2 separate regions of the Homo sapiens genome follow, and region 2 is linked to region 1. A link is an interaction called in ENCODE POLR2A ChIA-PET data of the cell type or tissue named here. Cell type or tissue: PC-9. All regions are shown on one strand. Links, peaks and the distances in the headings refer to the core of each region. The heading gives the core; the rest is flanking DNA. Region 1 overlaps CCDC40 (coiled-coil domain 40 molecular ruler complex subunit). Region 2 overlaps SLC26A11 (solute carrier family 26 member 11).

The links. ChIA-PET counts read pairs that join two places held together with the same protein. Peaks named below come from ENCODE experiments on the same cell type or tissue, not always from the same donor. Only the 100,000 strongest peaks of a DNase experiment are listed, where the experiment ranks them.
Region 2: POLR2A ChIA-PET joins it to region 1 with 12 read pairs; 5 of 35 experiments call an interaction of 5 or more read pairs at or near these places.

Annotation. Positions count from the first base shown.
Region 1 is chr17:80,066,947-80,071,329 of GRCh38, forward strand. The region is part of intron 10 of CCDC40 (coiled-coil domain 40 molecular ruler complex subunit); the gene reads left to right. LOC124904074 (a long non-coding RNA gene) reads right to left here. Exons shown (of 2, transcript XR_007065931.1): 1 at 4,286-4,383. Among named protein-coding and RNA genes, the nearest start is that of MIR1268B, 30 kb to the right of the region's middle. In PC-9, for the core only: no CTCF peak of the experiment used is centred there; no DNase peak of the experiment used is centred there.
Region 2 is chr17:80,252,286-80,256,668 of GRCh38, forward strand. SLC26A11 (solute carrier family 26 member 11) reads left to right here. Exons shown (of 18, transcript NM_001166347.2): 18 at 340-1,215. The coding sequence ends at 431. Among named protein-coding and RNA genes, the nearest start is that of RNF213, 6.4 kb to the right of the region's middle. RefSeq lists enhancers at 1,224-1,940, 2,414-2,949, 2,624-2,673, 2,704-2,753 and cis regulatory regions at 2,376-2,912, 2,392-2,856. In PC-9, for the core only: no CTCF peak of the experiment used is centred there; a DNase peak (open chromatin) is centred at 2,636; H3K4me3 peaks cover 446 bases; H3K27ac peaks cover 2,707 bases.

The sequences.
Region 1 (4,383 bases), core at 309-4,308:
ACACCAGGACGAGAGGACTTGGCCATCTGCCCACTTGGGTGTCTTTTTCCTCCTGCCCCAATGCTAGGACTTGATACCTGACTGTTTAATTACACGGCTCAGCTGCCACGGGCCTTAAGAAAAGTCAAGGCCAGGTTCTCTCTGAGGGTCCAGCACCTGGCCTGGCTCTCCGAGGCTCATGGCCTGTGAACCCTGCAGCGTCCCCAAGGGAAGACGTCACCTCCGAGATGGTCCTGTTGTCCAGCTCTCCCCTGCATCCCAGACTAACCAGTGTCCTCTCTGCAAACCGTCCTCATTGCCCTCAGAGACATGGCTTCCTTTTGGTTGCAAACATTGTAAAAATCGTATTCGATCAGGTCTCCTCCTCCTCGGCCCGCAGTCACTAGAACCCCCTCCCAAGACAAGCAAAGGCACCTGGTTTTCTGGGATCCCCTGCCTAACTTGTGTGCAATTGCAAGAAAGCATATGCGTTCACCCGGAGTCTTCCTTCCCTCTCTTGCTCCGTGGGAGCACACCACACTCACTGTTCTGCACCTCTTTGCTTTTTCCATTTAACAGCGTGTCCCTAGAGCGCTTCCCAAGTCAAAATATAAACACCGCTCGTTCCCGCCTTTCTACCACATGGCATTCCGCTGGGATACTTCTACGGGGAAGCTTCCTGCCCGGGGCATCGAGGGCGTTCGCGTCCGTCTGTTATGGCGGTGCTGCTGTAGATAACCGGATCCGCGAATGCTAACGCTCACCAGGATGCTATATAGCCTTTTTTATATTGCCTATCAAGCCCGGAATGTCTGGGTCTAGCGGGTATTGCTAAGTAGGATTGTGACAGTCACGCCCCCGGCAGCGGTGTTTCAAAGTCCCCTGACAGCTCAGCATGTTGTCACACTTCAGGACTGTGCCAATCCGATTGATGAAGAAAATAGATAATCTTGTTTTATAAAACGTGCATGCGCAGAATGTTGAGTGAATATTTTAGTGGACTATGTACACGCACAAACACTTCACAACGAGTGAGAGAGCCTCTGACTTCACCTGCAGCTTGCCACACCAAGGCCCCGGGGAGGAGTGAGGCCCAACTTTTATTTATTATATTTTTGTGGTTCTTGCAATGGAGTCTCGCTCTGTCCCCCAGGCTGGAGTGCAGTGGCACCATCTCTGCTCACTGCGACCTCCGCCTCCTGGGTTCAAGCGATTCTCCTGCCTCAGCCTCCCAAGTAGCTGGGATTACAGGCGTGCACCACCACGCCTGGCTAATTTTTGTATTTTTAGTAGAGACGGGGTTTCACCATGTGGGCCAGGCTGATCTTGAACCCCTACCTCAGGTGATCCACCCGTCTTGGCCTCCCAAAGTGCTGGGATTACAGGCGGGAGCCACTGCGCCCGGCCAGTCTTTTAAAAGTGCAGGCCGTGTAGAACATTGTGAGAAGTATAAACTGTAATTACAGAGATTTGCTGTTTGCACCCAGATAGATTTGAAGAAGCAACTTGGAGACAGGTTTAATAGATCAGGGCCATTATTACAGAAATAAATTATTGCATAGCTTAGGACTTCCAAGCTAGGAGTGCAGTGACTGAACTATACCTCAAATATTGACCTTGAGATGTTCAGATTTGTAGAGCATCTTAGAAAATGGTGACATTCCTGGCTGATGGTCAGGATGGTGCATACCAGGCCGGTACCCTGGTGGCTGTCTGGGCATTTCTGGAGCCTTCACCCTGCGAGATCCCCATGGGGCAGGACCCCCTGGCCCAGAAGCTTGGTTTTGCCATCACACCGAGAAGGCACACTTGTCCTGGAGTTAGTTTACATGAATCGAGCTCACCAGAGCCTGACGTGTAACTGAGTATAATAGCCCATTTATGTGCATGATGAAATATAAACACCAAAGAACCGAATGCTCCACGCTCGGACTAGCAGATTCTTATCTGTGGGGGAGGACACAGGAGCGGATGACACAGACCCCTGCTCAGGGACCGGCTAGAGGGCGGAATGCCTGGGCCCCGGCCCTGTCTGCTTCCTGCTTCTTCCCCGAAGTTCATGGCCTGTCCGTCCACATGGGCGGGAGGTGTCCCGCGAGCAGCCCTCACCCTGACCTTGGCTGCTTTCTCCATTCCATTCCCCACCCCTCCTCCCTCCTGACACCCATGGCATTTTTTCAGATAAGTTAATACCTTTGATTAGGTTCCAGCCAAACCTCACCCTTTCTCTTTCCCCATGCCTTTGTGTCTCTCTTCGTCTGATGTCGAGTCTACAACCTAATGCTTTGAAGACAGACTGACTTCCCCGTCCTTGGTCAGGGGGTTGCTGCTGCGTGGGGGGGGCGGTAACCATAATCTTGCCCCCGTGTCTCATACACAAGCTGCAAGCTTAGCTCAGAAGCTGTGCCTGTCTTGGCTGCTTTTTCTTGCTGTCTTCCCTATTTTTGCAGGAGTTTTGCACACGGTCATAAAAGTTCAGGAGAAACATGAAACGTGTTATTCTGTTTCCTGTTTAAGTCGACCTGAGGAAGCTGAAGGGGTCAGGCGCGGTGGCTCACGCCTGTAATCCCAGCTCTTTGGGAGGCCGAGGCGGGCAGATCACGAGCTCAGGAGCTGGAGATTGAAACCATCTTGGCTAACATGGTGAAACCCCGTCTCTACTAAAAATACAAAAAAACAGCCAGACCTGGTGGCGGGCACCTGTGGTCCCAGCTACTCAGGAGGCTGAGGCAGGAGAATCGCCTGAACCCGGGAGGTGGAGGTGGCGGTGAAGCAAGATGGTGCCACTGCACTCCAGCCTGGGTGACAGAGCGAGACTTCGTCTCAAAAAAATAAGAAAGAAAAAGAAAAAAAAGAGAGAGAGAGAGACAGAGAGAGAGAGAGAAAAAAAGAAAGAAAGAAAAGAAAAGAAAACTGAGGGCTTGCCCTAATCTCCTAGACTTCCTTTTCCCTCAGTCCTGATGATGGCAGAGACGACTCCTCAAAGGCTCTTCCCCTTGGCATGGAGTGCTGGAGCCTGCCCTAGGGAGGGAGGACAGGATGGAGCAAGACACTGAACGCAGAATTAGAGCTAGGCAACGAGCGGGTGATTTCACTGTTTCCTGGGTAACAAGCCCCAGGCTCAGCTCGGTCTGGTGTAGCCCCTCAAAGGGGACACTGTCCTTGCCCCCAGTTGATGGAGGAGGAAGGAGCGGAAGGCAGTGTGGGATGGGTTGGGTGTGGGCATTGCCACAGTGTCCCCAGCAGGCCTCCTTCTAGCCTGGGGATCTGGCAGGTGGGTCCCAGTCACCACCAATGCCCCATATACCCAAGGACACTGGTGACCCAGCAGACCTGAGGCCACAGACCAAAGACAGAGTAACAACCCCATTAAAAATGTGCCCCCATGGGCGGGCATAGTGGCTCCTGCCTGTAATCACAGTGCTTTGGGAGACTGAGGCAAGAGGATCCCTTAAGCCCAGGAGTTCAAGACCAGCCCGGGCAACATAGTAAAGTAAGACCTTGTCTCTAAAATAAAATATAAAAAATAGCCAGGTGTGGTGGTGTGTGCCTGTGGTCTCATCTACTTGGGAGGCAGAAGCAGGATGATCACTTGAGTCCAGGAATTTGAGGCTGCAGTGAACTGTGATTGCACGAATGCACTCCAGCCTGGGCAACAGAGCAAGACCCTGTCTCTCAAAAAATTTTTAATTAGCGGGGCATGGTGGTGTGCACCTGTAGACCTGTAGTCCCACCTACTCGGGAGGCTGGGTGGGAGGATTGCTTGAGCCCAGGAGGTCGAGGCTGCAGTGAGCCGAGATGGTGCCACTGCACTCCAGCCTGGGCAACAGAGCCAGAGCCTGTCTCAAAAAAATAAAAAAGTGTCCCCAGACACAGGGGCATGGGTGAGGCCTGTCAGGACTGCTGTGGTAGCTCATGGTGTCCTGTCCCTTCTTCCCACCAGGGAATGACCGTGGCTGTGGGCACACCCCCTGTCCATCTGGGCCTGCCTGTGGGAGCTGGACACTGCCCTCCCCAGCAGCCAGAAGTCCTGAAGGAACCGTGTGTGACCCTCAAGACCAGACCGGGCCTGCCACACCAACCCTTCAAAGACCGCAGCGGTCCAGGCAATCCAACGTGGGTCCCAAAGCTAGGTGAATAACCACGAGGAGCCCACGGTCAGCCCCTTCCCATCACATACGCAGGGAAATGGGTCACTTTCACTTTCAGAAAACAAAGCCTGGACCGCACTTAACTTGGAGGCAGATAACCTAATCAGAATTCACACACGCCTGGGACTTGGAGCCAAAAGCACCCGTGCTCTTACCTGCCTTTGTCCTATTTCCTGGCGGGAAATACAGAGGGCAGACAGGTCTTGGCCCGCAGCCACAGCCCCTTTACCCCAAGATGTGACTCGGTCAGCCA
Region 2 (4,383 bases), core at 182-4,181, 190 kb after region 1:
TTCCTTGGCTCAATGTGACGTCAGGGAGATTCACCCATGTTGTTGTAGAATCAGCTCAGATGCAGTGCACTGGAGGTGGATAAGCAGAATGTGGCCTGGCCGTGGGATGGGAGGGTACCCTGGAGCAGTAAGAAAGGGCCGTTAGTCACCTGAAAAATACGCTTACAGAGACTCAGGTGAGACCCTCATGGAGTTAGTGACACTGGCCTGGGTGGCCCACAGCTCCTTCCTGCACACCTTCCAGGACTCTGGAAGGCCCTCCTTAATCCCTTCCTGTGAACTGACCCATCCTCACTTCTGAGCTTTTAGTGCTTGAAACATTTATTGTATTTTCTGCAGAGAAGCACCTGAGGCAGGAGCCAGGGACCCAGCCCTACAACATCAGAGAAGACTCCATTCTGGACCAAAAGGTTGCCCTGCTCAAGGCATAATGGGGCCACCCGTGGGCATCCACAGTTTGCAGGGTGTTCCGGAAGGTTCTTGTCACTGTGATTGGATGCTGGATGCCGCCTGATAGACATGCTGGCCTGGCTGAGAAACCCCTGAGCAGGTAACCCAGGGAAGAGAAGGAAGCCAGGCCTGGAGGTCCACGGCAGTGGGAGTGGGGCTCACTGGCTTCCTGTGGGATGACTGGAAAATGACCTCGCTGCTGTTCCCTGGCATGACCCTCTTTGGAAGAGTGGTTTGGAGAGAGCCTTCTAGAATGACAGACTGTGCGAGGAAGCAGGGGCAGGGGTTTCCAGCCCGGGCTGTGCGAGGCATCCTGGGGCTGGCAGCACCTTCCCGGCTCACCAGTGCCACCTGCGGGGGAGGGACGGGGCAGGCAGGAGTCTGGGAGGCGGGTCCGCTCCTCTTGTCTGCGGCATCTGTGCTCTCCGAGAGAAAACCAAGGTGTGTCAAATGACGTCAAGTCTCTATTTAAAAATAATTTTGTGTTTTCTAAATGGAAAAAGTGATAGCTTTGGTGATTTTGTAAAAGTCATAAATGCTTATTGTAAAAAATACAGGAAACCACCCCTCACCCTGTCCACTTGGGTGATCATTCCAGACCCCTCCCCAAACATGCATATGTACCTGTCCGTCAGTGTGTGGATGTATGTTTACAGTTCTACATAAATGGGATCATTTTATACATGGTGCTCTGGAACCCACATTTTTCATGCAGTCATTTGCAGTGAATTATTTATTGTGATAATAAATAGCATTAGAATACAAGATTTTTAATGTCTGCGTGGTATTTTGGTCTATATATGCATCATAATTGACTTACCGAGCCCTCTGTTCAACGTGTGCGTGGGTTAGAGACGGGATCGTGCCTCCTTTAGATGTGTCAGTTGAAGCCCTTGCCCTCTATGTGACTGCGTTTGGAAACAGGGCTTTTAGGGGGTAACTAGGTTTAATGAAGGTCATAAAGGTGGGCCCTGAACCGATAGCTTTAGTGTCCTCGTGAGAAGAGACGCCAGAGAGCTCGTTCTCTGCACCCTCACACCCCAGGGAACTCCATGAGAGGACACGGCAAAACCAGGCCATGCGCCCACCAGGAAGAAAGGCCTCATGAGGACCCCAGCCTCCAAAACTGGGAGAAGATGAATCTCTGTGCTAGGCCCCGCAGCCTGGGGTGATCTGTGACGGCGGCCTGAGCAGGTGAGGACTGCCTGCATGTTTGTATTTTTATGAATGCTTTGATTGAGTCTGGGGGTAAATCCCTGGAGGCCTGTGGCAGCCTCAGAGGTGTGTTCTCCCTGCACTTTCTTCAAGAAGAATGTGGCCTGCCCTACTGAGCCTCGTTCTGCCCGTTCTGCCCGGGCAGTCCCGGCCAATGTCAGCGCAGCAAGGGGAGGGCCTCTGTAACCAGGGCTGCTGGCTGCGGGGCTCCCCACTGGACACGGGAGTGGACATTGGAGTGTCCTTCATCCGCGTCACTCTTCCAGGTCCCTTGCCTCCTCCCATTTTCCTTCCTTCCTTTCCTTCCTTCCTTCCCTTCCTTTCCTTCCTTCCTTCCTTTCTTTCCTTCCTTCCTTCCTTTCCTCCCTTGCTCCCTTCCTTTTCTTTCTTCCTTCCGTTTTTCTTTCCTTTCTTCCTTCCTTTCATTTTTTTCTTCCCGTTCTCCCTTTCTTCCTCCCTCCACCCCTTTCTTCTCACTGTGTTCCCCAGGCTGGTCTTCAACTCCTGGGCTCAAGCAATCCTCTTGCCTCAGCCTCTGGTGTGGCTGGGACCACAGACACATGCCACCGCGCCAGGCTAATTTGTTAATTGTTTTTATAGAGACAGGGTCTCACTTTGTTTCCCAGGCTCGTCTCAAACTCCTGGGCTCAAGTGATACTCCAGCTTCAGCCTGAAGTGCTGGAATTAAGGTGTGAGCCACCATGCCTGGCCCTCTCTCATTCACAAGTGAACCATTCACCCCTGCCCTCCAATCCATGTCGTTTCTGACCTCAGGCAGCTTCTCTTTCTACATAAAGTGAACCTGTCCCAAAGCTGTGCTCACTGGGCCCCCCTGCCAGGGCTGGAAGAGGCAGCAGTTCACATTTGGCTTGCACTCACATACCAAGGGCATCCATGCTTGAACCTAGACATGGTTCATTCACAGGGATGGGTGAAGGTAAACAGACTGTGGCGGGCACTAGGCACTATCAGTTTCATAAATCTGCATACCACCTGTGACTCAGCAGTTATGCTTCTCGGAATCTACTCAAACATGCTTGAGTCAGCCTTCCAGGAAGCAGGCACAAGGACGTTTGTGACAACTTGGTCAGTAATTTTAAGAAGTAGGAAGAAACCTGAGTTTCTCTGAATTCGGTAACATCTTGACTGTAGGACACACGAATAATGCCGTGGAATATTGTGCAGCAGTTAAAAGAAATGAGGTGAAGGCCGGGTGTGGCAGCTCACGCCTGTTATCTCAGCACTTTGGGAGGCCGAGGCTGGTGGATCACTTAAGGTCAGGAGTTTGAGACCAGTCTGGCCAACATGGCGAAACCCTGTCTCTACTAAAAATACAAAAATTAGCTGACCTCTGTGACAGAGTGAGACTCTGCCTCAAAAAAAAAAAAAAAAAAAAAAAAGAGAAATGAGGTGAAGCTTTAAGTTGTAACACTGATTTTGGGGTGCAATAAAGCAAGTTGCAGAATGATACCCATGTTAAGATGCTATTTGAGTGAACACACGGACCAAACAATTCTATGTTGGGTACAAATTTAAGAAAGAGTTCTGGGCTGGGCACGGTGGCTCACAACTGTAATCCCAGCACTCTGGGAGGGTGAGTCGGATGGATCAGGAGGTCAGGACTTCTAGACTAGCCTGGCCAATATGGTGAAACCCCATCTCTACTAAAAATACAAAAATTAGCCAGGCGTGTTGGCGCGTGTCTGGAGTCCCAGCTACTCAGGAGACTAAGGTAGGAGAATCACTTGAACCCGGGAGGCAGAGGTTGCAGTGAGCTGAGATCATGCCACTGCACTCTGGCCTGGGCAACAGAGCGAGACTCAAAAAATAAATAAATAAATAAATAAAATAAATAAGAGTTTTCTGCACTTTGGGAGGCCTGTAGTCCCAGCTACTCTGGAGGCTGAGGCAAGAGGATCACTTGAGCCTGGGGGGGTCGAGGCTGCAGTGAGTCCTGATTGTGTCACTGAAATCCAGCCTGGGCAACAGAGTGAGACCCCATCTCAAAAAAAAAGAGAAAAAAGAAAATAGAGTTGTTGCAAATGTAGTTAGTTCAAGTTAAAATGAGGCCATGCTGGAGTAGGGTGGGCCTAATCCTATATAAGCGGTGACTTCTTGTTTTTTGTTTTGAGACAGGCTCTCACTCTTGCCCAGGCTGGATTGCGGTGGCTTGACCAGTCGGCTCTCTGGCTCCAGTGATCCTCCTGCCTCAGCCTCCCAAGTAGCTGGGACCACAGGCATGAGCCACCATGCAGGGCAAATTTTTATTATTTATTATTCATCTATTTATTTATTTTTGAGATAGAGTCTCACTCTGTGGCCCAGGCTGGAGTGCAATAGTGCGATCTTGGCTCACTGCAACCTCCACCTCCCGGACTCAAGCAGTTCTCCTGCCTCAGCCTCCAGAGTAGCTGGGATTGCAGGCATGCACCATCATGCCCGGCTAATTTTTGTATTTTTAGTAGACATGGGGTTTCACCATGTTGGCCAGGCTGTTCTCAGACTCCTGACTGCAAGTGATCTGCCCGCCTCGGCCTCCCAAAGTGTTGAGATTACAGGGGTGAGCCACTGCGCCCAGCCACATTTTTAAATTTTGTGTAGAGACAGGGTTTTGCCATGTTGCCCAGGCTGGAAGTGGTGTGTTGTTGTTGTTGTTGTTGTTGTTGTTGTTGTTTTGTTTTGTTTTGTTTGTTTTGAGACTGAGGCTTGCTCTGTCGC